2 separate regions of the Mus musculus genome follow, and region 1 is linked to region 2. Evidence: chromatin loops called from intact Hi-C (ENCODE). Cell type or tissue: heart. All regions are shown on one strand. Links, peaks and the distances in the headings refer to the core of each region. The heading gives the core; the rest is flanking DNA. Region 1 has its middle 11 kb from the start of Gm39490. Region 2 overlaps Rfng (RFNG O-fucosylpeptide 3-beta-N-acetylglucosaminyltransferase).

What was found. Peaks named below come from ENCODE experiments on the same cell type or tissue, not always from the same donor. Only the 100,000 strongest peaks of a DNase experiment are listed, where the experiment ranks them.
Region 1: it touches region 2 in a loop (2.1-fold over the local background); 6 of 42 quality-filtered maps call a loop at or near these places.

What each region holds. Positions count from the first base shown.
Region 1 is chr11:120,509,436-120,524,930 of GRCm38, forward strand. No RefSeq gene overlaps it. Among named protein-coding and RNA genes, the nearest start is that of Gm39490, 11 kb to the left of the region's middle. In heart, for the core only: a CTCF peak has its summit at 6,301 (motif pointing right); DNase peaks (open chromatin) are centred at 6,316, 8,826, 9,327 and 10,496; H3K27ac peaks cover 770 bases.
Region 2 is chr11:120,767,020-120,782,514 of GRCm38, forward strand. Rfng (RFNG O-fucosylpeptide 3-beta-N-acetylglucosaminyltransferase) reads right to left here. Exons shown (of 8, transcript NM_009053.2): 6 at 15,364-15,495; 7 at 14,960-15,045; 8 at 13,726-14,884. The coding sequence ends at 14,803. It also overlaps the pseudogene Gm11771. Among named protein-coding and RNA genes, the nearest start is that of Rfng, 9.4 kb to the right of the region's middle. In heart, for the core only: no CTCF peak of the experiment used is centred there; a DNase peak (open chromatin) is centred at 9,232; H3K4me3 peaks cover 228 bases; H3K27me3 peaks cover 2,008 bases.

The sequences.
Region 1 (15,495 bases), core at 3,087-11,086, 260 kb before region 2:
TAGAGAATAAACAAGAAGAGATTAGATATCCTGATGGCAAGGATTAAATTTACCCCCAAGGAGCCTGACACCCCTAATTAGCAGGAAATCTAATGATAAAGTCCCTTTTCCTCTATATCCTTTTTTCTCTCCTATCCAGTATTAGGGGGTTGAAAGGGTGGAAAGGGTAGAAGAAACAAGAACCAACAAAGTAGCCAAAGTCAAGCTACAATGTGCCTCTTTGGCCTCTTCCTTTTGTTTGTATCTTAGCTTTACTTATTTTATATATACACAGGTGTTTCACCTGCAGGTGTCCATCTACTCTGCATGCTTGGTGCTGGTGGAGGCCAGAAGGGTCAAAGCCTCTGAGACTGGAGTTATAGCTGGTGTGAGCTGCCATGTGGGTGCTGGGAACTGAACCTTTGAAGGAGCAGCCAGCCACTGAGCCATCTCTCCAGTCCTCGGGTTCCCCTTTGATCTATGAGGCAGTCTCTGCGTTGTTCTCCCACATGGATGGGGATGGGATTCCTGCCTCAGGTGAAGAACTTCCATGGTAGAAAAAGTCCTTGTCTGGGGCTTTTGGGTCTTTGTTCCCTGGCTGCTCCCGTCTTGGTCCTTGGGAAGCCTCCACCCGGTGCTCTCTTGAGCTGACAGTTAACTCTGGCTCTGCCCTTCCTGCTTTCCAGCTACTGCTGACTCACACTTGCCCTGTCCCTCAGGTCTTTAGCTTTTCTCCTAGTCACCTCTGCTACCTTTGTTCCTCCCAGGTGACAAGCTGTGAATGGAAGCAACCAAAACTGCCCTTTGCTCTGTCACTTGAGGATGTCAGAGGTCAAACCTAGACAACCCTCAGCTCTTAGTTTCGTTTAGATTCTATCTGCAGGCAAGGACTTGTCAAATTAGACATCACGTTCTGTAGGCAGAAAAGAATGGGGAGGGAACTCGGGAAGGAAAGAGTGGCTGTAACAGGTTATGTCCCTGTAGAGAAGTTGGCGAGGACAACAGGAAAAAGCCACTTCCTTAACTAACACCGTAGCAGAGGATTAGGGCAGAGGGTATTCCTGCTGTCTGTTGTGGCCTGGAGCTAGGTGTGCTTCTTGCTGTAATCCTTAAACTGGAGGCCAAGGCAAAAGGATTAGGAACTTAATGCTCAGTAGTGAATTGGAAACCAGCCTGGGCTTACATTGAGAGACCAGTGGGGGGTGGGGGCGGGAAATGGGGGCCGCTGGGACATCTGGCGTGGGCTCCTGTCAGCCTGATGATATCTGGAGCATAGACACCACAACCAGAAGCAACGTGGGGTGGAAAGAGTTTATTTCAGCTGAAAACCCCCAGGTTACAGCGTGGAGAGTCAGGGAAGAAAGTGAAGGCAGGAACTGAAGCAGAGGCCCCAGAGCAACGTGTTTATCGGATTGCTCTACAGTTTGCTTTCTTTTCTACCCATCCTCCACCCCACCCCACCCCCGAGGAGGAACAAGGGAAGCTGGATCTTACGCGGGCAAGAGAGAGTGCACACTGAGAACAGAGAAAGCCGCGGGACAAACCGTCACAAAAACAAAACACAAACAAACCCCCAGAGACCAATGGCAAGCTGGGTAAGCAGACCCTCGCTGGACAAGCATGAAGAAAACCGCGATTGCTCTGGCCAGCAAAACTTGGAGGCTTAAAGGAAAAAAAGAAAGGAAGAAAGAAAGAAAAGAAAGAAAGAAAGAAAGAAAGAAAGAAAGAAAGAAAGAAAGAAAGAAAGAAAGAAAGAAAGAAAGAAAAATTAACCCCCAGGAAGCACCCCTGTGAGGAGGGCAAAAAGTAGTGCGCAGGGAGGCACGAGGCAGAATGACCGGAACACACCAGGCACGGACCAGTGAGTGGATCCGCATGCTTTCTTAACACCCCAGATGTCCAAGATGACACCTCCCACTGTGAGCTGTGCCCACCCACATCAAACATAATTTTTAAAATTGCCTGCAGCCAGGCAGTGGTGGCACACACCTTTAATCCCAGCACTTGGGAGACAGAGACAGGCAGATTTCTGAGTTCGAGGCCAGCCTGGTCTACAGAGTGAGTTCCAGGACAGCCAGGCTACAGAGAAACCCTGTCTCGAAAAAAACAAAAAACAAAAACAAAAAAATTGCCCGCAGACTTACCTATAGGCCAGTGTTATGGTGAACCTATCTAGGGCTTCCAAAGCCCACAGAGTTTGTCTCCTAGGTTCAGGCCGGCTCTACCTCACAGCTGCTAATGTCGTTAATGGTCATCCCATGCTACTGGTGTCTCCAAGACGCTGGGGTCTCCATTGCACCTTCACCCGTCTCCTCTGAGCTCTCTTCAGGGATCCTGACTCTGCCACACAGTGCAAACCCTCAAATTCTCTTCAAGAGCCTTTCAGGGATGGGGTTCCTACTGCACCTAAGGGTGCAAGGTCACCTCTGTCCTGACCTCTCTTAGTGCCAAGCCTCAGCTGCTTCCATGACTCTTCAGACCTTCAAAACCAAACCATGCCCAGAGGGTGGTGGTGAACCTCAGCACTCAGGAGGCAGAGGCAGGTGGAGCTCTGTGAGTTGGAGGCCAACCTGGTCTATAGAGGAGTTCTAGAACAGCCAGGGCTGTGCAGAGAAGCCCCATCACAACCAACCAACCATGGTGCAGTCAGGAGGAGGCACTAAGAAGTCAGTGATAGGTGGAGCTCTGAGAGTTCAAGGCCATCCTGGTCTAGCATCCAGGCCACCCAGAGTTACATGATGAGACCCTGCTTTCAAATATTACATATATATTTGGGAAGGGGGATTTTTGTTGTTGTTGTTGTTGTATTGTTTTTACATTTCCATTACTGAGTTTGGCTGCCAACATGAGGTACAGCCTTCGCCTACTTGGGACCACAGCTTTTCTTTTTCTTTTTCTTTTTCTTTTTCTTTTTTTTTTTTTCTTTTTTTTTTTTTCTTCTTTCTTTCTTGTTTTTTTGTTTTTTTGTTTTTTTTGTTTTTGGTTTTTGGTTTTTGGTTTTGTTTATTTTATTTTATTTTATTTTATTTTTTGAGCTGGGACCACAGCTTTTGTGTGCTTGCCCTGAGGAACTACTCCCAGGTTTGTGATCTCAGTGATTCTGGTCTCTTTGTTTTTAAGCAGGGTCTCCCTATTTTGTAGCTCTGGCTGGCCTCAAACTCACATAGATCCATCTGTCTCTGCCTACCGAGTGCTGCTGCAATTAACGGTATGGTCTGCCCAGATGTTTAATTATTTTATTTTATATGCATGAGGGTTTTGCTTACTTGTGTGTCTGTGCACACAGTGCATGCCTAGACCCTGAGGAAGTCAGGAGAGGGCACAGTGGAACTTGGAATTGGAGTCACAGTTGTGAGCCACCAAGTGGGTGCTGAGGAGTGAGCCTAAAACTCACCCTTCCCATGGCTGGTTGGGGCCCTTTCATCTTCCTCCCCTTTGCTCTGGTGCACCTGTTTGGGATCACACCCCATCCCTCCCTCCCACTGAGAATTCCCATTAAGCTAACCCTCCACTATTTCACACCCCTCCTTATCCCAAGCTGTGAGAGGTGGACATAACTGGCACACCAGTGCCAACCCGTCTGGAAAAGGAAGCCTTGCTGGAGCAGGTCCCTGGCATCTGACCATTCTTTCACCAAATGATCTGTGGCTCAAAATGTTTTCCAAATACCAAGAATTCACCCTGAAAGACTCTGGGCTGAATTGTAAGTAATTTTACTCATTCCGTGGGAGATTGATGGAGGAAAGGGCAAAGGTCATGAGAGATCTTGCCTGAGGCTAAGATGTGAAGAAGTGGGAGAAATCAGCTCCATTAGGAAGCAGCAAGCCCTAAATCAACAGCATGGCAGACGCCCTCCCTGGGGAGAGGGGTGTGGCAAGGGCTCATCCACTGCCAGGAGGCAGCAGAGCCGGGCACATAACCAGGAATTGTTAGGGACTCTTGGACAGAACTGAAATATCAGTTGGCTGATATATGCATGCCTTTGCCTAGCTAGCAGTTCCTCGGCCAGTTAAAAAGGAGCAGCCATCCGGAAGGTGGTGGGACACACCTTTAACGCCAGCACTCTGGAGGCAGAGGCAGGTGGATCTCTGAGCCTGGTCTGAAGAGCTAGTTCTAGGACAATCAGGGCTACACAAAGAGACTATGTCTAAAACAAAAAACAAAAACAAACAAACAAAAAAACAAAAACCAAACCAACCAAACAAACAAACAAAACAAAACAACCCCCCCCAAAATGAAAACAAACAAAACCCCCAAACAAACAAAACAGAAAAAGAAAGAAAGAGCAAGCAAATACACAGACCCACTTGTACCGAGCAAGAAGGGGGACGCTCGTGTTCCCAGCAGCACAGCCAGCATCACCAAACACAGAAGCTGAGCACTGATGGGTGGATAGTGTGGAGTGCCCGCACTCCAGCTATAATCCAGCTATAATCCAGCTGTGCGTGGTATGTGTGTGAGTGCACATGTGTATGTGTGATTGTACTGTGTGTGCACATGTGTATGTATGCATGTGTGATTGTTTTGTGTGTGTGTGCATGTGTGTATGTATGCATGTGTGATTGTACTGTGTGTGCACATGTGTATGTATGCATGTGTGATTGTATTGTGTGTGCACATGTGTATGTATGCACGTGTGATTGTATTGTGTGTGTTCATCTGTGTGTGTGTGAGTGAGTGTGTATATGTGTTCTTATGTGCACGTTCACAGACGCCAGAAGTCAGTTCCAGGTGTCTTCCTCAATCACTCAGCACCTTACTTTTTGAGGATCTCTTCTGAACCTGGTGCTCACTGATGCAGCAGACTGGCTGGCCAGCTCTCCCACCCCAGGGCCACTGTTGATTTCTTTCCAATGTTGTGGTTTGCTGTTTTGAGATAGACTCTTACTATGTAGCCCAGAGTCCCTACATAAACCAGGCTTCACTGATCCTCCTGCCTCTGCCTCCTTGGTGCTGGAATTACAAACACCGGCCACCTTACTGGCTCAGTACTGAGGTTTGAACCCAGGGTTCCACAGGTGCTAGGCTAGATCTAACCATATTCCATCTCAGTCTTTTTTACAAAGATGACTGAAGGGGCTGGAGAGATGGCTCAGTGGTTAAGAGCACTGACTGTTCTTCCAAAGGTCCTGAGTTCAAATCCCAGCAACCACATGATGGCTCACAACCATCTGTTATGACATCTGACACCCGTTACTGGTGTGTCTGAAGACAGCTACAGTGTACTTACATATAAATAATAAATAAATATTTTTTTAAAAAATGACTGAAGAAGGTGTGAGGCGGGAGGTTGGCAGCTGTTCTTTTTGGCATGATGGAAAGTTTTACAATTGACTGTAGTTTGGTGTGTGGGCATGCACCTGTAACCCCAGTCAGAGGGGTTGGCTATCATTGGATATTAATTTCATTGTCTTTTTGCAAAACCCCTAATAGTCAGAGCAGGGACTGTCTCTGACTTTGTTGCCTGCCGTTGGGACCCTTGCCCCAAAGCCTTAATATAAAAGGAGGTGCCTACCTAGTCTTACTGCAACTTGATATATCATGGCTAACCTTCCAGGTCAGCCCTTTTCTGAAGAGAAACAGAAGGGGAGTGGATGGACCGGAGTGGGGTTGGGGTAGGGTGGCTGGGAGGGAATGGGAGGAGAAGAGGGAGAGGAAACTGAGGTCAGGATGTAACATAAATAAAATTAAAATAATAAAAATATATTAATAAAAAATAGAAAAAATAGAACTATTTTATTTAAAAAAAAAAAAAAAAAAAAAAAAAAGCTTGCCCGCGACAGGCCTTTAATCCCAGCTCTCCGCAGGCTTTGCACTCAAGGCCAGCCTGATCTACAGAGTGAGTTCAGGTCAGCCAGAGCTACCCAGAGAAACCCTATCTAGAAAAAACCAACCAACCAACCAAACAAACAAACAAACAAAAAAGCTTTCCCTTTTATCTTATGTGTGGGGGAGTTTTGCCTGAATATGTCTGTGTACCCCTTGTGTGCCTGGTGCCTTCAGAGGCCAAAAGAGGTTCCGTCAGATCATCTGGAACTGGAGTTACAGGCTCATAGAACGTGTGGGTGCTGGGAATAGAACCCTGGTCCTCTAGAAGAGCAGCCGAGTCATCTCAGTGACTCCTCCTTTCTCCCTGACTCGATAACTCTTTAATTACAAGCTTCGTGACTGTGCCAGCGCGGGATGGGGAGGGCTGAGATCAATCCCTGATGTCCACACCCGTGTGAGGAGGAGAGTGAGGTCTGGATCCCCTGGCTGCAGGCGCTGCTGCGGCCCCAGGCGCTGCCGCCGGTTTAAGCATAGCCTGTAATTCCCCGAATGGCCTCTTGGTGGCGGCCACGTAGCGTCCTTCATTGGAACCGGGACTGGTCAGGGTAGATGAGGTGTAGACCAAGAAAGGGTGCGGCCTGGACTCCTAGAGGTGCCATGCTAGCTAGAGTGGACGTGGCAGTCCAGGGTCCAGGGTGAAATAGGAGCCCAACCCCAGGAGGGGACTCAACATTCAGCCTGCGCTGGCAGAACACAGCCTGTCACTGTAGGCAGGCGGAAAGTCGGCAAAGCGTTTTCAGGGTTTGGTTGGGATCATTTAGCAGTGTGGAAATACAAAAGGACAAACCTTTGGGGCAACAGGGGATGTGAACATAGTAAGTTCTAGGCAGCTGGGGCTCCAGCGGTCTCCAAAGTGGGGGAACCCTCTCAGGCATATAGACCCAGAGGAGGATCGGCTGACTAGAAAGCAGGAGTGTGGGCCAGGTCTGCCTTTGGGATCTAGAATGGTGTATGGGTGACCGGGTGTAGTGTTACCTGCACGGGGCCTCATGTACGTTTAGGGTAGGTTTCTCCGGCATCACTAGCATCCACACCAGATGGGTCTGGTGTGAGCACCAGGGTGACTCTAGGCTGAGAGGAGGCAGAAGACAGAGGGGCCTTTGTGCTGGCTAGTTTTTGTAAACTTGATACAAACTAGTATCACCTGGGAAGAAAGACCCTCAACCGGGGTGTTTCCTCCATCAGAATGGCCTGTGGACAAACCTGTGTGGTATTGTTTTCCTGACTGCTAGGAGGTCCAACCCACTGTGGGTGGTCCATCCTTGAGCAGGTGAGGCTGGGCTGTATAAGAAGCTACCTTGGGGTGGGTGAGTGAGCCAGTAAGCAGCCCTTCTCCATGGCTTCTGCTCCAGGCCATTTCTGAAGCCCCTTCTGTCTTGGCTTCCCTCCATGAACGTCTCCAATCTGTAAAATGAAATAAAGCCTCACTGCCGAAGTTGCTTTTGGTCATGGTGTTTATCACAGTGACAGAAAAGCAAACTTGAACAGCCACCCTTGAGGGCTTCCAGAGGCTGACATGGGACCCCCGTTGGGACCAGTGGACAGGGGTACAGGAATCTCAGCAGACTGCAATGTGGAAAAGAGGGAATTGTTTTGGGGGTGTGACCGTCCAGTTCAGGTAGCATGCCGAGGGCAGTAGAGTGAGAATCTGAAGCAAAAAAGGGGCTGTTGAGCCTTAGTCTACCTGCCCGGTCCACCCACACACATGATCCCACCTCACCGTTGCATCTCTGGGCATCTAGCAGTTTTTCCCGGAAGGGTCTGTGGATCCCACACACCTATTTATTTATTTATTTATTTCTCTCTCTCTCTCTTTTTTTTTTTTTTTTTTTTTTTTTTTTGGTTTTTCAAGACAGGGTTTCTCTGTGTAGCCCTGGCTGTCCTGGAACTCACTCTGAGTGGACTAAGAACATCTATCATGTGCATGCACTGCCATCCATGGCTGGTATCAGCTGCAGTGCATGACCAGGTCTCAGGGCACACCTGCACTCGTGGTCACTGTGAAGCTCAGAGCCCCCACCCAAAGGACCAACTCAGACTCCTGGCAGGATTAGCAGGATGGCAGGCCCTGTCTCTCCTCCTGTTAAAGCTCGGAGTCTCTTCAGTGCAGGTCACCATTCGGACCTATTATGTGTTTCCAGGGGGCTGAATACCTACTCACAGTCTCCCGTGGCCCACATTCCTTCCTTGGGATGACCAGGGCAGAGATGTCCTAGCAACAGCACCCAAGTGTTGGGATTTCCTTTTAAAGATTTATTTATTTATTTTATGTATATAAGTACACTGTAGCTGTCCAGATGGTTGTGAGCCTTCATGTGGTTGTTGGGTATTGAATTTAGGACCTCTGCTCGCTCCTGTCAACCTCACTCGATGCGGTCAGCCCCACTTGCTCCGCCCCAAAGATTTATTATAATAATAATAATCTTATTATTATACATATTGTAATACAATATTATAAATATTTTAATTATTATAAATAAGTACACTGTAGCTGTCTTCAGACGCACCAGAAAAGGGCATCAGATCTCTCATTATGGGTGGTTGTGAGCCACCATGTGGTTGCTGGGATTTGAACTCAGGACCTTCAGGAGAGCAGTCAATGCTCTTATCCACTGAGCCATCTCGCCAGTCCCAAGAAGTGTTGTTTTTAAAAAAACAAAAAACAAAAAACCCCCCAAAACTCTAGTCATTCAATTTTACCAAAGAAGACTCAGGAGCCAGACACCAGGGTGAAAACCTGCTGGCTCAGGGAGCTACATCACAACAAGGTTTTTTTTTTCTTCACAGTCTGATCACAGATCCTGTGATACAGAAGAACATTGTCTGCCTCACTGTCTCCAGCCTGCAGCCCGCCTGAGGATCTTCCCAACACCTCCAAGGCCTGAAGCAGAGCCTGAGGAACCTCCTGGGAACATTTCCCTGGATCCACCCCCATCGCTGGCGAGACAGTTGGACAGCTTGTGTTTGCACATTCGGCCCCCACAGCTAGGCTTCCTTAGGTCCACCCACTTCCCCCTCCTGCCTTATAGTCCCTGGGAGTTCCCAGCCTAATTGAGTCAGCAGAAGTGTGTGTGACTACAACTGGCCTACTCTTGTGCAACTTGGAACTTGGAACTCCTCCTGAGGTAGGGAGCCCCGGCTCTGAACAAGACTTTTCTGAAGCCTCATACTGTTTAGCGATGTGTTTCTATACATTTCTATGGCCAGTGTCACAGTTCCCTGTGTAGGCCAGGTGAGTGTGTTACCATGGAAGTGCACATTCTATGCTTTACACACACACCCACAAAAACTAACATCTACAGCTCCAACCTTCATCCTCCAAGGCTCAGCGGACAGAAGAGAAGGCAAAAGGAATGTAAGACGGAGACAGAGGAGCACCGTGAACAGCCATCTTCTGAACAAGGCACAGAAGCTGCACTTATGAGGTCACGACGACAGCTGTGGCTGCCTGCACAAGGTCTTCACAAATCAGAGAGGCCCCACCCTTCACTGGGGCTCTATTATGGCTACGGGTGAAGAGAGTTGATATTCTTGGGGTGTGGCTGTTGGCAGGTTGCCCATGCTTCACTGGAGGGCTGAGTACCTATGTGCACATATGTAGCTCTGATTGGATTCAGTGAAGGGATGAAGGAGGAGGGGGATGTGTTGGGGAGGGGAGGGAAGATAGGAAGTGTCACTATCATTAAGACACACTGCTTAACTGTGTGTCAAAATACAGGAAAAAAAAACACTTTAATTGAGTCAGCACGATAAGATTGCAGGTGTAAAGGTGCCCACGTGGTGGGAACTGACTCCTACAAGACACACATTCACACCCACACACAAAAATAAACACATGTAATTAAAAATTGTTTTCCAGGGGGGTGGATCTGGGAGGAGATAGAGGAAGGAGTGGACATTAATACAATCAAAATAGATTATATGAAATTCTGAAAAGAATTAATATAACTATTATAATACACACACACACACACTTATATTTTCTAAGACAGGATAGCCCTGGCTGTCCTGGAACTCACTATGTAGAGCAGACTGGCCTTAATTTCAGAGATCTGCCTGCCTCTGCCTCCCAAGTTCTGGGATTAAAGGTGTGTGCCGTTAACACCTGGCTAAATATTATGTTTTAAATATCTTACAAAAAAATAACTAGCCAGTCATGGTGACATATCCCAGCACTCAGGAGGCAGAGGCAATCCAGTCTCTGTAAATTCAAGGTTGGTCTGTTCTATAAACTGAGTTCCAGAATAGCCAGGGCTACTGTCACAAAACAAAACAGAACAAAACAAAACAAAACCCTATACTTCTAGGTGGGATTATGGCTCACAGCTGTTATCCCAGCACTTGAGAGGCTGCGGCAGGAGGATTGCTGTAATTTTAAAGGTACCTTAGTCTATAAAGTGAGACCTTGTTTCAACAAAACAAAAAGTATCAGCCAGAAGCTAGAGAGATGGCTCAGTCATTAAGTCTGGGGTAGATGGATCAAGTCTTTGCCTGACTTAGACCCTGCCTCAAGCAAACAAACCCCTGACAAAATCTCCAGTTGTGCAGCCCTAAACATATTCACATTGTTGAGTAATTCTCACCAAATGAAACTCAGTCCCCATGAAACATCACTACCTCGCTGTGGGCTCCGGCCACCTCCCTTCTACTTCCTGTCTGTGACTGCCCGCTCCAGGCTCCCTCCCTTCAGGCCAATTATGCTTCATGATGTCATACACTCCTGGGCTTACCACCCGCCAGCCACGGACACTGGGGCTTCATGGACTGCCAGCGCTTGTGAGCCGGGCTGCTGTGAATGTGTGTCCACAAATCACTTATATCCCTGTTCTTTATTCTCTGTCGCTGTGTGGCTGTCCCAACCCCATCAGCAGCGAGTGTTGGGGTCTGGAAGGGCTCTGAAGAACAGCAACAGAATCCTTTAGGGTTGCAGTTAGCACAGAGCAATGGTTCATTTTCATGATCACCCTAATTGGATTCAGAGATGTCTAGAGGCTGGAGAGACACTCTGTCTTTGAGAGCACTCACTGCTCTCCTAGTGGCCTCCAAAAAGATCCCAGCACCCACAGGGCAGGTCACTGTCAGTGAATTTACATCGGTTCCGGGGAGAGCCTATGGAGGGCTTCAACTCCTTGGTATCGCCCCACTTTCTGAGAGTTGTAACAGAACTTCCTGTGACTGCTTTGGACAGATCGCCACCACCTCTAGGCCTTTAGGGACCCGTAGGTGGGGACTCTTGCCTCCTGCTGTGACAGTCCAGCACAGGAAGGACAGACCCCACTACCCACCCACTTTAGCTGAGGGCTCTGAGGCAAGAGTCAGTTGTCTGAGCTCTCTTCGTTCCCACTGACCTCTCATAGGACGAGCCTGACCTGCCCAGCTCGGAGAGGACTTCAGGGCTAAGAATAAGGGAGTCCCTCGTGCCTGGGCCCAGGGCACCTGAGATGGTGGAGTTGCTCCCGGGGACTCGTAGGCTGGGTCGATCTCAGGAAGTGACAGTGTCTGGGATAGTCTAGGAGTCCCAGGCGCTGCCTACATGGGGGAGGGGAGACTCTGCCAGGCAGTCAACAAGCTTTGGGTCCTCTCTCTTGGTCTTCCTGGATGTTTAGGCTCAGGCATGTCCTCAGAGCTGGGTTCGGCATGGCTGAGCATGAGATAGGCAGTGGGTATCGGTTTAGCTTCAGAATGTGGATAAAAAAGTCTTGCTGCCTTTCACAGGCCAGTTACCTGAACCACACTTAGCCCCTCTAGCCCCATTGCCCACACCCAGGCCTCTAGAGAACAGCAGCCCCTCATGTCAAGAGGCTCACAGGTCAGCCCACCACACTCTGTCACTCAACAGTTCCAAGACATACAGTCACACCCAAACACACCCAGACACAGAGGACATACAAATACCACAAGCAGACATAGGCGTGCACACACAGACATGCCTTTCCAGGAACGATAAGCTGCAGGCTCCAGGCGTCAGGGAGCTCTGTGCCTTCTCTACGAGGAAGAGCAGGCCTGGGAGGCATCTGTTGTGCCAGCTCTCTCTCCCGTTCTCTTCAGATGAAGCCCAGGTGCCAGTTGGCCAGCAGGGCCTGGGTTTCTGCCCAGCTGAAGGGCCATCTGGGAGGACATTTTCCCCAAGGAGACTCTAAATCTGTCTCTGGCTAATAGGGCTGGCTCTGGCCAGAGAAGAGGCCTACTGGAGGGGCCAGGGAGGTTGTCAGAGGCCTGGATTCAACCTGCTGTGGGGCAAGAGACCTCCCTCCAGGCCTGTGGTAGGACAAGCAGGCTTCCACCACCCAGTAAGACTACCCAGTGTTGAGAAAAAAGGAGTTTTGGCACAACCTTGCTGTTCTTGTAGAAGATCCAGGTTCAGTTCTCAAGACCAGCATCAGATGGCTCACAACCACCAGCTGCAGGGGATCTGACGCCCTCTTCTGGCCTCAGAGGGCACCAGCACATCTGCACGTACTCACACAAACACAGACACACTCTCTCATATTTAAAAAACTAAATCAGGCAATGGTGGCACACATCTTTAATTCCAGAACTCAGGAGGCAGAGGTAGGAAGATCTCTGTGTTTGAGGCCAGCCTGGTCTACAGAGTGAGTTCCAGGACAGTCAGGGCTACACAGAGAAACCCTGTCTAGAAAAAAGCAACATCTGTACAACAAAAGAGAAAAAAAAAAAAAAAAAGAAAAGAAAAAAGAAGAAAAGAAAGAAAGAAAGAAAGGAAGGAAGGAAGAAAGAAAGAAGTGAAAAAAGAAAAAGAAAGACCCCCAGAAAACTGGTTATGGCTGGCTGGAAACACTCTCAGAGAGATAGGTGGATGGGAGAGAGGGCTCAGAGACTCAAAGTGCCTGCCACTAAGCCTGAGGCCCTGAGACCAACCCAGAACCCATATAAAGATGGAACGAAAGAACCAACTTCACAAAGCTGTCCCAGCATGCATGCCATGGCATTGTGGCCACACATTCACAGTAATAGTAATAATAATAATCTAATAACATTTGAAAAAGCAAACAAAACCAGCTGGGCATAGTGATTCATTCATTTAATCCCAGCACTGAGGAGGCACAGGCAGGTGGATCTTACTGAATTCAAGGCCAGCCTGATCTGTATAGTGGGTTTCAGGACAGCCAGGGCTACATAGTAAGACCTTACCTCAAAAAACCAAACCAAACCAAACCAAACCAAAACAGCTAAACCCCAGAAGGAGCCGGTGAGAACTCTGACCCCAGTGCACCTCACGGTCAAAACTGGACATCTTTCCTCCGAGGTCACGAATAAAGCAGGAAAGCCGGGCATGGTGGTGCACGCCTGTAATCCCAGCACTGGGGAGGCAGAGGCAGGTGAATTTCTGAGTTCAAGGAGGCTAGCCTGGTCTACAGAGTGAGTTCTAGGAAAGCCAGGGCTACACAGAGAAACCCTGTCTTGTAAAAACAAAAAAACAAAACAAACAAACAAAAAAAAAACTCCAAACAAAACAAAACAAAAACAAATAAAGCAGGAAAGCCCAATCATGCCACCTCTGAACGTTGCACCACAGGTCACAGTTCCAACAATGAGTTACCAAAAAGTAAATAAAATCTTGCAGATTGCAAAGGAAGAAAATGTATTTTTCGAACACAGTGCAGAGTTGTCTTCACAGAGAAACCCGAAGAAGCTACAGAGACAGAGATGTGAGCATTAACGAGTGGAGGGAAGAGACCTAGAGATAAAGCACGCGCCGCGACTCTGTATACCAGCAGTGAGTAATCGGAAATAAAAAACCTTAAATATCGCTGTGAGCATCTATGGTGAGGACACAACGCAGTATCTGCCCAGTGCTTGGGATGCTAAAGTGGGAAGAATCTGATAAAGCGTTAGTAAATATCGAGTAATTAGACTCTAAATGCTTCATCGTCAGCTAATTAGCTCTGGACAAATGAGACAGCCGAGGGACTGGGCTTGACAGGACCAGTGGAGTTTGCAGGGTCACTACTGGAGACGCAGGTCAGGAAAAGCACTTTGCCTGGCATGCATGAGGCTCTGGGCTTGGGGAAAAATCACTTATAGCAATGATTTTATCAAAAGTGACAAAAATGGCCGGGTGGTGGTGGCGCACGCCTTCAACCCCAGAGCTTGGGAGGCAGAGTCAGGCTGATAGACTCTGAGTTTGAGGCCAGCCTGATCTACTACAGAGCAAGTTCTAAGACAGCCAGGGCTACCTGGAGAAACCCTGTCTCAAAACCAAAAACAAACAAACAACATTTGTGTACTAGCGACTACAGAATATTCCTGAGGGACACTGAAGAAGATCCAACCAATGAACTGTCGCCTGGATGTGCTTATGTTTACGAGCTGGATGCTAAGATAGGTGCTCAAATTTACCTATAGATTCTGCTGAGTCTCAGCTCACAACCCAGAGACAGGGGTTTTCTGTGTAGACCAGGCTGGCCTCGAACTCAGAGATCTGCCTGCCTCTGCCTCCCAAGTGCTGGGATCAAAGGCGTGCGCCATCACTCCTGGCTCTAACTTCTAAATGATGAGTCAGATGCAGTTGTACTCACTTGCAATTCTAGCACTCAAGAGACGGAGGAAGGAGGGACAAGGGTGTCCTGAGCTGCATAGGGCGACTCTGACACATACATGTGTAAAATGTTGGCCAGGGGTAGTGGCACACTCTCGTAACCCCAGGCTTTGAAAAGTAGGGACAAGAGAACCGGGAGTTCAAGATCGATTACCGTGGAGCTACACAGACAGCTTGAAGTCAGCCGTGGACCATGAGATCTTGTCTCAAAAACAAAACAACAAAAAAGAAACCTTTCCTTGAGACGGAGCCATGTTTGATGCAGCTAACGTGGCCAAGAACCTGAGACTAGATAGGTCACAGGCCTCGGGGAAAACTGGCAAAGGAACATCGAAGTGAAATGACTGCTAATGGCATACTCACAGACTAGTGCCTCACTCAGCACCCATCAGCCTCCTTTTACAGCAGATGTGGGGGCTGGAGGGATGGCTCAGTGGATAAGAGCACTGTTTGCCTTTCCAGAGGTCCTGAGTTCAATTCCCAGCAACTACATGGTGGCTCACAACCATGTACAGTGCAGTCTAATGCCCTCTTCTGGCCTTCAGTTATACACAGAGAGAGAGCATTCATATACAGTAGACGGGAATTAACAGAGCCCCGCAGCTGGGCAGTGTGCAGCCTGAGGGACTCAGGAGCATTGTCTAAATGGGATTTTTTTTTTTTTTTTGAGGCAAGATTTCTCTGTGTATCCCTGATTGTCCTGGAACTTGCTCTGTAGACCAGGCTGACCTCAAACTCACAGAGATCCCCCTGTCTCTGCCTACTGATGGTTGGGTTTAGAAGTATCTGCCACCAGTGCCCAGAGACTTACAATGTAGCCCAAGCTGGCCTAGGGTTCACTATGTAACCCAAGCTGGACTTGAACTTGGAGAGATCCTCCTGCGTCGGCTGGAATTACAGACTTGAGCCATCTTTCCAGACTGCCAATCTGAAGACATCCTATGGAGTGACTATAACTGGAACCAAGTGCAGAGGAGGTCTATAGTTCCAGTTACATGGAGGCTGACATAGGAGTATTGCTTTAGACGGGAAAACAGAGCCAGCCTGAGCAACATGGGGAGATCCTATGCTTGAAAGATTTTTAAAGATTTATTTTATTTTTAATTATGTGTTCATGTGTGTATATG
Region 2 (15,495 bases), core at 5,456-13,455:
CAGCTGTGCCACCAGCTGTGGCTTCTGGCCCCAGATCCGGGTAAACTCCGTAAACCCCACTGTGGTGCTGACTGACATGGGCAAGAAAGTCTCTGCAGACCCTGAGTTTGCCAGGAAGCTCAAGGAGCGCCACCCACTGAGGAAGTTCGCAGGTCAGCTGGGGACAGTGGGTGAGGGGAACTATGTGGTTTGTCAGCAGCCAAGCAAGGGAGAGAGCCTTGACTGGTCTGTTCTCCTGCAGAGGTTGAAGACGTCATCCAACAGCATCCTCTTCCTGCTCAGCGACAGAAGTGCCTCTACCAGTGGCGGTGGCATCCTGGTGGATGCTGGCTACCTGGCCTCCTAGTCTGCCCAGATGGCACCTACAGACCCCTGGAGACTTCCCTGGATCCACTCTCACACCACACCTCTGCCTTCAACCCAGGTCATCAGCTCTGCTTCTACCCTGTGGATCTACCCCACATCCATCCCCACCCTCAGGTCCAGGATCTCCCATCCTCTGTATCAGCTAGGCTGGGCTGATTTGCTTAAATAAATGGACCATAGTTTCTGTCTTAGTCAGGGTTTGTAGTCCTGCACAAAACATCATGACTAGAAAGTAAGCTGGGGAGGAAAGGGTTTATTCAGCTGACACTTCCACGTTGCTGTTCATCACCAAAGGAAGACAGGACAGGAACTCGCACAGGACAGGAACTTGGAGGCAGGAGCTGATGCAGAGGCCATGGGTGGACGCTGCTTACTGGATTGCATCCCCTGGCTTGCTCAGCCTGCTTTCTTATAGAACCCAGGACTACTAGCCCAGGTGTGGCACCACCCACAATGGGATGGGCCCTTCCATCCTTGATCACTAATTGAGAAAATTCTTTACAGCTGGATCTCATGGAGGCACTTCCTCAAGAGAGGCTCCTTTCTCTGTGATAACTCCAGCTTGTGTCAAGTTGACACACAAATCCAGCCAGTACAGTATCCCAAATCCTGAAAGCACACACCTGGTGCACTGTGGAAGCAGTGTTGTATGGTCATCTGTGCATTTACACGACCCATTGTTTTGTGCAGAATGCCTGGGTGGAGAGATTACATAGGTGCCCCTAGTTCCCCCTTTGGATCCTGCTGCTGCCTCTTGTCTATCACCTCCTCCAGGCCTGTGTCAGTGACCATGGCCTGGAAACCCCAGGTTTATGGTGGCCCTGCATGACCTGGGATTGGGATACAGACAGTTGGCTCTTTAAAAAGGAGGGGTATACAGTCAAACAATATGTGAAACTGTTTGTCAGGGTTAGTGGCTGAACAGAAGTGGGAGTAACACAAGGATCCCCTTACACAAGGAAGTGGTTTTTCAAAGTGCATGGGATTGATCCAACTACAGAGAGTGGAGTCTGTTTAGTCAACCTTTGTCCTGGCTGCTCCTATGGCAACTTGACACAGGCTAGAGTCATCAGAGAGGAAGGAGCCTCAGATGAGAAAATGCCTCCATGAGATCCAGCTGTAAGATTAGCATTTCCCTAATGAGTGATTGATAGGGGAGGGAACAGCCCATTGTGGTGCCATCCCTGGGCCAGTGGTCCTTGGTTCTACGAGAAAGCAACCCAAGGGAAGCAGTGGTGCCACACGCCTTTAATCCCAGCACTTGGGAGGTTAGAGGCGGATCTCTGCTGGGCATGGTGGTGTATGCCTTTATCCCAGAGCTCAGGAGGCAGGGGAAAAAGGATCTGTGGGTTCGAGCCAACCTGCTGAGTTCTAGGACAACCAGGACTACATGGAGACCTCAAAATAAAACAAAACTGGTTTTATTTGTATGGGTGTTTTGTGTGCATATATCTGTGTACAACTTGCAAGCCTGATGCTCTCAGAAGTCATGGCATCAGAGGCTCTGGACCTGGAATTGTGGGTGGCTGTGAGCCAATATGTTGGTTCTGGGAACCCATTTGTTGATTTTTTTTCTTTCCTCTTGCTTTTTTTTAAAGATTTATGTATTTATTTATTTTAATGTATATGAGCACACTGTAGCTGTACAGATTGTGAGCCTTCATGTGGTTATTGGGAATTGTATTTAGGACCTCCACTCACTTATTATTTGCTACGCTCTCTGGTCGAGTCAGCTTGACAGGCTGAGGCTTGAAAGCTACTCACAAGGCAAAAGAGTTTCACAGAAACTCGCTCTTGGAGTCTGGCGTTCTCTCTAACCCATGCATTAATTTTCCATTCCCGCGTTAGTCTAGTGGATGGATCCACATGCTCTCTTTTAGTATTTTCCTATTATAAGTGCCTTTTAAGATTGAATTCTGACATAGCTAAAGCCTTCCGCCAGTGTTCCAACAGTCCTAGAACATCCTTGAGCAAGACCATGGGCTTAAAATTTAGTAAGAATATTGCTATTCAGTGACATTTAGAATAGCCTCTGGTATTATATTATCACTTAGAATAAAAGCCAAGTTGCATCCATATATAGGAATTTACAATGGTTTAGGAAGTAGATCGGGCTATGGCTTTAGAGTATTGCATTATTCATGAGATGGTTAGCTAGAACAGAACTCCCTAGTTAGAACCATGACTTGGGTGTGAAAGCCCTTGCCCTAGGAGAGTAAAGACCTCACACCTGGCTTCTAAGCTGAGTTACACCCTTACACTCGTATTTACAATGGCCTAAGGGGAAGGTGGACTATACAATAGACTAAAATAGGAACTATGGCAAAGGCACGAAGCCCTTGTTGATCCCAGTTGTTAACAATGAATTTTATCCCAGGTGGTTCCTGTTAGACCTTCTGTGTTTGCATTCCTCTGTTTTATATAAGAATCCAGTAACCTCTTTGTACCTTGCTGGTATGTTACCCAACTTCCTTATTGTCTTCAGTATAAAAAGTCTGATGCTCGATTTGACAAAATACATTCAGATACTACACAACCTCTCCTGTGTGCATCTGTCTGTCAATTCATCCGACGCTTTGCCCACCCGCGACTAGAGACCCTTTCCACACAGACAAAGGGGCCCAGAGGGTCTGCGGCAATTATTATACATAAGTGCACTCTAGCGGTCTTCAGATGCACCAGAAGGGGGCGTCAGATTTCATTATGGGTGGTTGTGAGCCATCATATGGTTGCTGGGATTTGAACTCAGGACCTTACCCTCTGAGCCATTTTGTTTGTTTGTTGAAACAGGGTTTCCCTGTGTAGCTCTGGCTGTCCTTGAACTCAGAAAACAACTGTCTGCCTCTGCCTCTTGAGTACTGGGACTTACAGGAGGGTTCTCTGACCACCTGGCCTATTTTGTTGATTCTTATGTAACCAATGCAGCAACTCCATATCTGGATTTTCTTCTGCCTCCAGTAAAGACTTTTGAACTCTCCACCTTCTTTAACTACTTTTTAAAAGATTTGTTTATTATATGTAAGTACACTGTAGCTGTCTTCAGACACACCAGAAGAGGGTGTCAGATCTCATTTCGGATGGTTGTGAGCCACCATGTGGTTGCTGGGATTTGAACTCAAGACCTTTGGAAGAGCAGTCAGTGCTCTTAACCGCTGAGCCATCTCACCAGCCCCTTTTTTAACTATTCTGTAGTCATCTAATAACCTACATCCCTATATGTGAATATACACACACAGCTCTGTGAAATGTAACCTGCAATTCAGTTATTACTTAAAACTAAAGTAATGAGATAAACTTTGTTTGACAACAGACATCAAAGGAAATGGACATTACTTGTAAATTATAGCAAACCAATGTAGCTTGTGAATTTATTGTTACTTTTTTTTCGAGACAGGGTTTCTCTGTGTAGCCCTGGCTGTCCTGGAACTCACTTTGTAGACCAGGCTGGCCTCGAACTCAGAAATCTGCCTGTCTCTGCCTCCCGAGTGCTGGGATTAAAGGCATGGCTACCATGCCCGGCTTATTGTTAAAGTAACTTTTATTAGCAGGATATACCTGTCTTCTGGGAGATTTACTCAGTTGGCTAACCTAGGCCTAGTCCTGGAAGCCTCTGTACATTCCATTCTGGGCCTAGAGTGTTTCCAGCCTCTGAGACTTACACTGTTGAATAAACTCACCCTTTCAAGATCTTTCTGAACTCTGGTTGGCTGGTTCAACTTAGCTCTTCTGGCTCAAACTCCTCTCCCAGCTGACTACTGATTCAATCTGGCTTCTCACAGTGTAATAGTTTATATATGCTTGGTCCAGGGAGTAGCATTATTAGGAGGTGTGGCCTTGTTGAGATACATGTGGCCTTGTTGGATTAGGTGTGTCACTGTGGGTGTGGGCTTTAATACCCTCTTCCTAGCTTCGTGGAACTAGGTCTTATACTAGTAGTCTTCAGATGAAGATGTAGAACTCTCAGCTCTTCCTGTACCATGCCTGCCTAGATGCTGCCTTGTGTTCACCTTGATGATAATGGACTGAACCTTTGAACCTCTGAAGCCAGCCCCAATTAAATATCCTTATAAGAGTTGTCTTAGCCGGGCATGGTGGCGCACGCCTTTAATCCCAGCACTTGGGAGGCAGAGGCAGGCGAATTTCTGAGTTCAAAGCCAGCCTGGTCTACAGAGTGAGTTCCAGGACAGCCAAGGCTACACAGAGAAACCCTGTCTTGAAAAACAAAAACAGATCACAGGGCTCCCAATGGAGGAGCTAGAGAAAGTACCCAAGGAGCTAAAGGGATCTTCAACCCTATAGGTGGAACAACATTATGAACTAACCAGTACCCCTGAGCTCTTGACTCTAGCTGCATATGTATCAAAAGATGGCCTAGTCGGCCATCACTGGAAAGAGAGGCCCATTGGACACGCAGACTTTGTGTGCCCCGGTACAGGGGAACGCCAGGGCCAAAGGGGGGGAGTGGGTGGGTAGGGGAGTGGGGGTGGGTGGGTAAGGGGGACTTTTGGTATAGCATTGGAAATGTAAATGAGCTAAATACCTAATAAAAAATGAAAAAAAAAAAAAAAAAAAAAAAGAAAAACAAAAACAAAAACAAACAAAAAAGAGTTGTCTTGGTCTTGGTGTCTGTTCACAGCAGTAAAACCTCTAAGACACTCAGTTTCTCACTGAATTGCTCTGCTTGGCCTTTAACTAGCAATCTATTCTAATCTCCTGGCTCCTTCTCATTCTCCGGCTCATTCTTTCTTCACTTGTGTTTAGCTTGTTTTCTCTGCTACCTGTCTCTGTAAAACTGTCCCAGGAAAATCTACCTCCAGGTGCCACAAACCTAACTGCTACCAGCTGAAGTGCAGACTCAACTCCTTTGCACTGCTTCTCACCCAACCACTGTGTGCTGGGAGTAAAGGCATGAACCACCTTAATTTTCTGCACCTGGAACTTGCTCTGTACCAGGCTGGCCTTGAACTCAGTGATCTGTTTGCCTCTCTCTCTCCTGGGATTAAAGGCCTGTCTGTATTCCAGCCAGAGTAACCATGTTGCTAGGTTTAATTTCCTGTACAGTTAATATATTCAGATATTTTGGGAAGATAAAAGTGTGTCCTTCTACATTTCTTTCTTTCTTTTTTTCTTTCTTTTTTTTAAGATTTATTATTATACATAAGTACACTGTAGTTGACTTCAGACGCACCAGAAGAGGGCATCAGATCTCATTACAGGTGGTTGTGAGCTGCCATGTGGTTGCTAGAATTTGAACTCTGGACCTTCAGAAAAGCAGTCAGTGCTCTTAACCACTAAGCCATCTTGCCACCCCCTACATTTCTAACATACTGTGCACAACACTTGCTCAGAGTAGAATAGGTCAAACCAGGCTGAGAGATGCCACACAGCATCCTGGGATCAACTAAACATGTCCGCACACTCTCCCTTCCATCAGCTAAACACATTCATACACAAGTTGCTAGATTTCCTGACAAGCCAGGAACAGATACATTTTCTTCTGTGGCTCCCTACAAAATTACTGCTTGTCTTGTGGCCCCTGGCGCCCCCAATGCTTCCGTTAGTACCCTTGCCTTCTAGAGTCACTCAGCATGGGCTGGGGGAGCAACTGTTTCTTTTCAGAGCCCAGGACATCCTCAGTAGCTAAACCTCTAATGAGACAGCTGTTGCAGTTGTCACACTGTTTCCACCTCCATCAGCTGTGTCACAGATGTAGACTAACAGACAGCTACTTCAGATATGGATTAACAGACAGCTACTTCACAGATATGGACTAACAGACAGCTATGCACATGTACATGGAAATGGTAATGACAATTCAGAGTCCACGCTTAGGTAAATTATCCTTTGTCTATTGCTGTGTCCTTGCACAGCTTGGATCCTTGAATGCTGCCTAGGGGCAGTAAGAAAATGAAGAAATGACAAATGTGTGCAAACAGAAAAGCTGGGTCAGGAGCCTGGTGAAGAAGCCACAGCTCAGCAGCAGCTCAGTGCGCTTGTTACATAGACTCCAACAAGAGAGGCTGGTTATTGTATCCAGCTGAACAAGGAGGCAGTTTAGCTAATCTCTGTAGGAGAGCCATGTTAAGGTGGTCACACAAGGTGCAGACAGCTACAATGAACACTTTGTAAACACTGTCAACATTCCCAATCAGGCCAGAAGAAGGCTTTGCAGTCTCTCAGACAAGGTCTTGCTGCTTCCATGGGCTGAGGCTGGGTCCTTGACACACCATACAGCACACTTAACTCACTCCCATGACTGTCTACTGAGTCAGAGGTTCATAGAGGACCAGTCAGCTGGGACTCTCCCTTGGGGGCACCATGATAGCACATCCAGTAATTCCCAGGGCTCTTAGATTAACACAGAGATCGCACAACACCTAGCCCCTTAAGGTACCTTGAGCTTTCTTACTTTTTGGATTCCAAATTTCCTGTCTAAAAACAAATGACCTAAACCTAAAATAGTTTGAAAAGCCCATACAACAAAGAAATTAAAAACAGGTCATGGTCCCTACAAAATTTCAACTTTCTCTGCCAGGGGCTGGAGAGATGACTCAGTGGTTAAAAGCACTGACTGCTCTTTGCAGAAGACTTAAGTTAAATTTCTAGTACCCGCGTGCTACAGATGCTACAACCATCTGTAACTCCAGTCCCAGGGGATCTGATGCCTTCTAGCCTCTGCAGTCACTGCATTCTATGATGTACAGAGCAAACTTACCCACACCAAAAAAACAAAACTAAATCTCACGGGGCGTGGTCTCTTGGACGTGTCCCTCGTCCTTAATCACAGCACTTGGGAGGCAGAGGCAGGTGGATCTCTGTGAGTTTGAGGCCAGTCTGGTCTACCAGGTGAATTCCAGGACAGCCAGGACTGTTACACAAAGAAGCCTTGTCTCAAAAACAACAACAACAACAAAAGCTTTTCTCCAGGGCCTATGAGTGCTGGCTGGCAGGTAAGTGGTGGGAACCCACTGCTGATTTGGCTGGGGTCTGTTCACTTGTGTGGCTGTCACCTCCAAGGCATAATTTCCTGGCCAGAGTCATAAAAGTTTGTTACTAGGGTTTTTAGGCAAAGGCCTGTGAAAATCCCAACAGGCCAAGTCTTTATATCTTCAGTGCACTACAGAGCCAAGAAATGAGGTAAAGGAGAGAAGGAAGATTTAAGCAACTCACACACACACACACACACACACACACCCCTCTGTGCATGTGTGCCCCTCCCCCACATACACTACATATCATTTGATATGTTTAAGAGCTATTTCTACTTTATGTTTTATCTCCCCCCCAACCCCAAGACAGGGTTTCTCTGTGTAGCCCTGGCTGTCCTAGAACTGGCTCTGTAGTGCACTGGAGATACACAAACTTGGCCTGTTGGGATTTCCACGGCCAACCTTTGCCTGAAAACCCTAGTAACAAACCTTTCTGACCCTGGCCAGGAGAAATCACGCCTTTGGGATGACAGCCACACAAGTGAACAGACCCCAGACAAATCAGCAGTGGGTTCCCACCACTTTCCTAGCCTCGAACTCAGAGAGATCTTCCTGCCTTTTCTTCCCTGGGAGGGTGTGCTGGGATTAAAGGTGTATGTCACAATCGCCTGGCACATATCTTTTAAAAATGTTTGTATTAAGTTTTTATTTTGTCTGTCTGTCCTGTGGAGTCGGAAGGGCAACTTCTGAGAGTTAGTTCTTTTCATTCAATATGCAGGTCCCAGGGACTGAACTCAGGGTATTGTAGCTTGGTGACAAGCACCTATTTATTCACTGAGCCATTGCACCAGCCCTTGACTAACCCTTTAAGTGACACTGAGGATTCCCTAGCTCCCACTACCACTTCTGTGTCTGTCATATCTGTGTCCTTAACAACAGTGTCCTTAACAACCATCATGCGCCAGGCAGTGGTGGCGCATGTCTTTAATCCCAGCACTTGGGAGGCAGAGGCAGGCGGATTTCTGAGTTCGAGGCCAGCCTGGTCTACAGAGTGAGTTCCAGGACAGCCAGGGCTATACAGAGAAACCCTGTCTTGAAAAAACAAACAAACAAACAAACAAACAAACAAAAACCATCGTGCCTTGACCTCACTGTGACTAGCCAGTTATGGCTTTTCCCCAGCAGGTTTGAACCCAACCTCAGCCTTTGACCAACCTTGGGCCCTGACCCTGAGATCCTGGTGTGAACCTGAGCCAGAATTCCTTAATCTCTCACAGATGTTGCATTTCTAAACACCACACTGGGACCAAGGGGGTGGGGCTGGGGTAGGGCTCTCTCTCTCTCTCTCTCTCTCTCTCTCTCTGGCTCGTTCTTTTTGGTTTTTCGAGACACGGTTTTTCTGTGTAGCCCTGGCTGTCCTGGAACTCACTCTGTAGGCCAGGCTGGCCTCGAACTCAGAAACCCACCTGCCTCTGCCTCCCAAGTGTGGGGATTACAGGCATGGGCCACCACTGCCCAGCCATCCCCTTTCTCTCGGGTTCTCTGTTGGATGAGCTCACACTGTAGGTCCCACAAAAACTGTGTTCCGAGCACCTGGTGCTTAAATCTTTCCTTGTGATGTCAATGCACTCCGTAGAATATGGGGGTACTAACTGTGAGAGTGTGCATAAGTCAGTTGTGTCCACTAAATAGAACATTGAGTTACTATCATCGTTGCTAGGAAACACACACACACATAACTCGGCAGGCTCCTGTCCATGGATTCTACTTTTGTTTACTCTACAAAGGAGACAGTAAAATGCTTCGAGGAGTTTCCAGAGGCCGACCCATCCCCAGAACTGGAAGGACTGGAGACTGCAGCCATTCTTACTGGTCAGAGCCAGAGGCTTTCGCTCTGCACTGCAGCGCCCCCTACCTTCTGTACGCATGCCATGTGCCAGAGGCTCTCGCTCGGTGCTGCAACGCCCCCTGCTGTCTATATGCCTGCCATGACGGGAGCTGAACCTGAGCTGAGTTGGGGCAATAGCAGCAGCCAATCTCCTAGCTACCGACCACTTCCTGCTGTGTAAATTGCTGCCTTTCTCCAGACTCTACTCCTGCTCTTGAGATGTATACTCCCCTTTGGCCTTTCTTCTACTATGCTCCATTGTAGCTAGCAGACCACCAGGGGTTCAAGTCTGAGACTCAAGTCTCTTCCCAGAATATCTGAACAGCAGGAATGCCTGGATCAGAGTAGAAAACTATTAGAAAATGTGTAACCATAGCCAAAAACTAGACAAGAGTGCATGGCTAGTCACCCAGGAGAGACACAAAGACACAAAGATGTCGTGCAGAGCCTTCAACTTGACCAAGTGAATATACAGATAACACAAATTGGACTTTTTTGGGGGAGTGGGGGAGTAACAAGGGCCGGGGGCAAAACAGGGAAGGACTGGGAAATGAATGTAATAGCGGTGTATGGTATGAAATCTCCAGAGAACCTATACAAATATTACTGACTGAGTGAAAGGGCATGGGATAGCCGCACACTCTGGACAGCCCAAGCACAGAGTTTGGCTTCTACAAAGGAAATCGACCTTTTCCTCTGTTTGTTTGTTTATTGTTGTTTTAAGTTTTCTCAGAATCAGTTCAGCCCATTGGTGCACCTTCCCTGAGCACTGTGGAGATTTGGTGTAGAGCTCTGGGTAACCCTGGGTAGCTTGCTCTTTGGATGAAAACAAACTATTCAAGAAACCTTGGAAGTCATACACACAACTGTCAAAGAGGAGCCAGCTGTGTAGATGTAGATTTTCCAAAGGCACTTCCCAAGTAGGTTTTTTTTGCGGGGGGAGGGGGGGAAGAGGGGCGTGCAAAGCTAAGCTTTGAGAGCATCTGGGATCTACACAAGCCAGTGAGACTCAGGGCACTGTCACTGCTTAGGAATTAGCATGAAAAGGAATCCGATTCTCTCACCATCTGCCCTTAGGAACCCACAAGTGGGGATGGGGAGATGGTGTAATGGGGAGTGTCCTTGTTGTGCAAAAATGGCTTCCTTTGGGATCCCTTGCAAGTGTGTGTGTGTGGGGGGGGAGCTGAGTGAGGAGGCAGCATTGATCGGCTCCCCAGGCTCCAGGGGAAAGATGGTGGGAGGAGGGAGGGGGTAGTCGTTCCCTAGCATCCAGTCTGGCTGAGATGTGTAAAATGTGTACCACCATGCTTCAGGTCCGCTTAAGAGACCCCATCTCAAAAATAATGCGCAGATCAACTGAAGATGACAGCCAATATCAACTTCATGTACATGTGCAGGTGAACACAGATGAATCCACACACACATGAACACATACACACACACACACACTTATGAACACACATGCATGCCACACATGAACACACACACACACACACACACACACACACACACGGGATCTCTCTCACAAACACACATACACCACTACCAACAAGTCAGAAACTGTGGGCAGGAATATATGTCAAGTAAAGCTACATTCAGGAGAAGGGTATTCAATTGGGACACTGGTTGTCCAGAAATAGGGGCTCCTGTACCAGGATGGTTTTAAACCCACTATGAAGCTTTGAGTTCTCCTACTTCCACACAATGAGTGCTGAGATTATAGGTGTGCATCACCACAACCAGATTGGTTTTTTTGTTTGTTTGTTTGTTTGTTTGTTTTTTGATAGTTTCGCTGTGTGACAGCCCTGGAACCTGTTGGCCTGACCAGGTTGGCCTTGAACTCAGTGATCCATCTGTCTCTGCCTCAGATTAAAAGTGTGTGCCTGTGCCACCATGCCCAGCTCACCCAAATTGATTGACTACAACAGATCATTTATTAAAGAGAACTTTTACGTCTAGTCTTGCTTCTCATGAACCAGAGACACCAGCGAGAATGGAGTCTTCATAGATACGTGATATTTATCATAGATGCGAAGCCAGCTTCCTGGCTACCTGATGCTTAGGTTACAGGACCAGCCTTGGCAGGTGGAGGTACGGGGGACACAACCACATGTTCTCTGTCCCACAGCAAGCTGCTTCAACTCTGGCAGTCAAGACCTTGTCTGTTCTGAGCAGTTCTATCACCGCTGAAGGTGGTGTGGACAGACTTTCATCCTTGGAAAGACTGTTTGCTGGTGGAGCCCATGAGTGAATACAGTGCAGGCAAAGGAGGAAACCTGATTGCTAGGGGTAAAGGGGAGGTCTCCAAATTCCAGTACTGAATGGAGTTGAGACTTGCTGCCTCTCCACATTGAGGTCACAAGCAAGTGAACTGGCTGATACAGATGACAGCATTCCTCACAGTATCTTAATGTTACTATAGGAGTTCTGCAGCAGTTTGCTTTCTTCTTCTTCTCCTTCTTTTGGTTTTTTCGAGACAGGGTTTCTCTGTGTAGCCCTGGCTGTCCTGGAACTCACTCTGTAGACCAGGCTGGCCTCGAACTCAGAAATCGGCCTGCCTCTGCCTCCCAAGTGCTGGTATTAAAGGCGTGCGCCACCACCGCCCGGCTCTTCTCCTCCTCCTTTTTCCTTCTTTCTTCTCCTTCTTCTTCAAATTTTTTCCCTTTTTTTCTTTTTTCTATATTTATTTATTATGTATACAGCATTCTGCCTGCATGTATGCCTGCAGGCCAGAGAGGGCATCAGATCTCATTACAGATGGTTGTGAGCCACCATGTGGTTGCTGGGAATTGAACTCAGGACCTCTGGAAGAGCAGTCAGTGCTCTTAACCGCTGAGCCATCTCTACAGCAGCTTTTGATAACTCCATGCTCCCGTACTTAAAGGTCATCCAGTTCAACTGAATCCCTGCTTCCCAGCCTCAGCCCTCACCCTTCTATCCAGAACCCAACTGTACAGAGCCAAAGCCTCTCCCTGAAATTCCAGTCCTAAGGACTCCAAGAACTGTAAGATCTGACCCATATTGGAATTTCTCTCCCTTTTGTGTGTGTGTGTTCATGTGCACCTTACAGAGATCTCTCTGCCTCTGTCGCTGCCTCCTGAATGCTGGGACTTGCGTGTGCAATACCATGCCCAGCCTGGTTTCCACCACCATGAAGGACTCTGGGTATGTTTCCCTCCTGGTGCCTTCTGCCCTTTACACACAAGCTCTTCCAGTGACACGGAGAAGCCATGAGCCCATCTCTGAGTTCAAGGCGAGCCTGGTCTACAGAGTGAATTCCAGGACAGCCAGGGCTACACAGAGAAACCCTGTCTCGAAAAACCAAAAACCAAAAAAACATAACTAGCTCACATGACACCTGAGCTCAGCAACACAGTTTGTTCTGGACCCAGCAGTTCCACCCTCAAGACCTCTTTGCTTAAGACTGTCAACTACTCTGTATCTAAAGCGAGTTGTATGGTGGCCCCAGACCTGGATCGTCTGAGGGAGTGTCCCTATTCAGCCCTGGCTGATCTGAAACTCATGATGTAGATCAGACTGGCCTCAAATTTATGGCCCTTTTGCCTCAGCCTACCCAGTCTTGGGATTACATGTGGGAGCCACCACACCTAGCTTCAAAGTAGGATTTTGGTTTTTTAGTTTTTTGTTTTTTGTTTTTTTCCCCAGACAGGGTTTTTCTATGTAACAGAGTCCTGGGTAGACCCACTTTGTAGACAAGGTTGGTCTTTAACTCACAGAGATCCACTTACCTCTGTTTAGGGAGTGCTGGGATTAAAGGCATAAGATACCCACCACACCTGGCCAAAGTAGGATTTCTATAGCATACAAAGCACGCACATTAGCATCACCCCCTCCCAGGCACCCTTCCTTGTGGCCTTCTAGGCAAGTGAGCCATGCCTTCACCCCTATTTTTATGTAAAAGTCCCTGCTGGGTGTGGTGGTGCACAACTTTTTTTCCCTGCCCTCAGAAGATAGAGGTGGTAGACTTCTGTGAGTTCAAGGTTCACCTGGTCTACACAGCAAGCTCCAGGACAGCTAGGGCTACTAAGTGAGACCCTGTCTTTAAAAACACAAAAGTTCTTAGTTGAACCATTCTAAGCCTGGGGCCACTGATACACACCTTTCCACACCTACACAAGCACACATGCCAGAGTACAGGGTACACACCCTTCCTCAGCATGTTCGCACAAACACTATGTTATGCATGTGCCCGTGTACCCAAGTACACCAATGCACATGGCTGCCATGTCTCCACTCTTTCATATAACCCACGTGCCCATGCACATAACATCTGTGCCCACATCGGCCTTAGTACACACACACAGTCACGCACATGGAGTCATGCTTACACATGTGTATCAGTGCTTCCATCATACGTGTAGAGAAAGATCACACTAGGCCCGCTTGGCTGCACAGCGTGGAAGGCTAAGGAGGCGGGCAGTGCAGCAGGAACAGGCCTTCCTGAAGATTGAGCTGCTGTGTGGATGCCTACAAAGCTGAGCAGCCAGGGGTCTGGGTCATGTATGACAAGAGGAGCCACACTAGGAATGACAAGGAAGCCTTTACTCAACATTGCAACCGCTCCCCTCGGCCTCCCCGTAAAAGCTGATGGATGAGCCTGCATCTCACTCCAAGGAGCCCAAAGGGAAGGCTCTAGCGATGGGAAGCTCAGAGGGAAGCATCCTGAACACCACGTTAGAGGAAGGAAGTCTCCCAGCAGTGTCTCTGGGAGGGCTCAGATGGAGGTAATGGGAGAACAGCAGCCCCTACACAAAAACAGTCCCAAGGCTGGTCCCAAGGCTGGTCCCAAGTCTCCTCTGGTCACACAGTCTGTACATTCTTACTTAGTGGTGGCTCTATGAGCCGGTGGCCAGGCCTGAAGCCCACCCCTTAACGACTAGCCCACCTGGCCCCATCTTCTGCAGGTGAGGACAAGCCGCAGCAGTTGGAGGCTGGGAAGCACCATCGGGGGTAGCTGGGGTGGTAGACTTTATCCAGGGAAGGACCTGTGGCTGGGCTGGGAACCACAGTCTGGGGGTAGCTGGGGTGGTAGACTTTATCCAGGGAAGGACCTGTGGCTGGGCTGGAAACCACTGTCTCTGGGGTAGCTGGGGTGGTAGACTTTGTCCAGGGAAGGACCTGTGGCTGGGCTGGGAACCACAGTCTGGGGGTAGCTGGGGTGGTAGACTTTATCCAGGGAAGGACCTGTGGCTGGGCTGGAAACCACTGTCTCTGGGGTAGCTGGGGTGGTAGACTTTGTCCAGGGAAGGACCTGTGGCTGGGCTGGGAACCACTGTCTCTGGGGTAGTTGGGGTGGTAGACTTTGTCCAGGGAAGGACCTGTGGCTGGGCTGGGAACCACTGTCTCTGGGGTAGCTGGGGTGGTAGACTTTGTCCAGGGAAGGACCTGTGGCTGGGCTAAAGGCATCAGGCACTCAGCATCTTTGCCTTTCTCTCTTCCTGGACGGTCTCGGCACGCACAGCCCGGTTGTCTCATTTTCCAGAGGTACCTGGTGTCCAACTGGGACCGAGGTCGTGGGAGGCCTTCAAGCAGCTTCTGCTGACCGCCATGATCTAAGGCCCGAGGGAGCCGGGTAGAGCAGCCACCAGGAGTCGGCAGTTACTGGAAAGCTCCCTCAACCCTGTTCTTCATAGGACACCAGTGGGTGTCTGGGTAGAGAAGGCAGTGCACAGACTGAAACCTATCAGGAGGAGGAGTCAGATCAGGTCTGCCTGGGAGGGGACTGACACCAGAGCCCTCCAGGGTGCCCACTCACCGTGTAGGGTCCTGCTGTATGTTGAAACTGCCAGCTACATTCACCACATTATGTGGGTTCTCAGGACCCCCATAGCTCAAGGTAACCTGGGAGGAGAATCAGGGAGGGAGAGGGTTGGCTCTTCCTCCTGGGCCCTCCACCTGCTAGAGGAAATTCCACTCACCCCTCAGGCTTAGGGAGGCAGGACAGTGGCCCTTCATAAGAAACCCCACGAGGCTTGCCATGGACAGACAGGGTCCTGAAGGTTCTCCATCCAGCAGGCAAAGTCTCTGCCCAGGGCCCACCCCCAAGCAACAAGGAAATTCTGAGGATAGCACTCTCCTGAGCCCTGAACAACTGGAGACCCCTTGGGAGCTAGGCTGCATCCTTGTAGGAGTGGAGTACCAGGTTGGAGCATCTTCTACCTGCTGCAAAATAGCACCAGACGGCAGCCTCTGCAGGTTTTCCAGGTGCGAGTGGAACAGGGGGCTATGGAGCAGACGGGCGCCCAGAAGTCCTTCCACGATGTATCCCACAGTGCAGTCATCAGGCAGCCG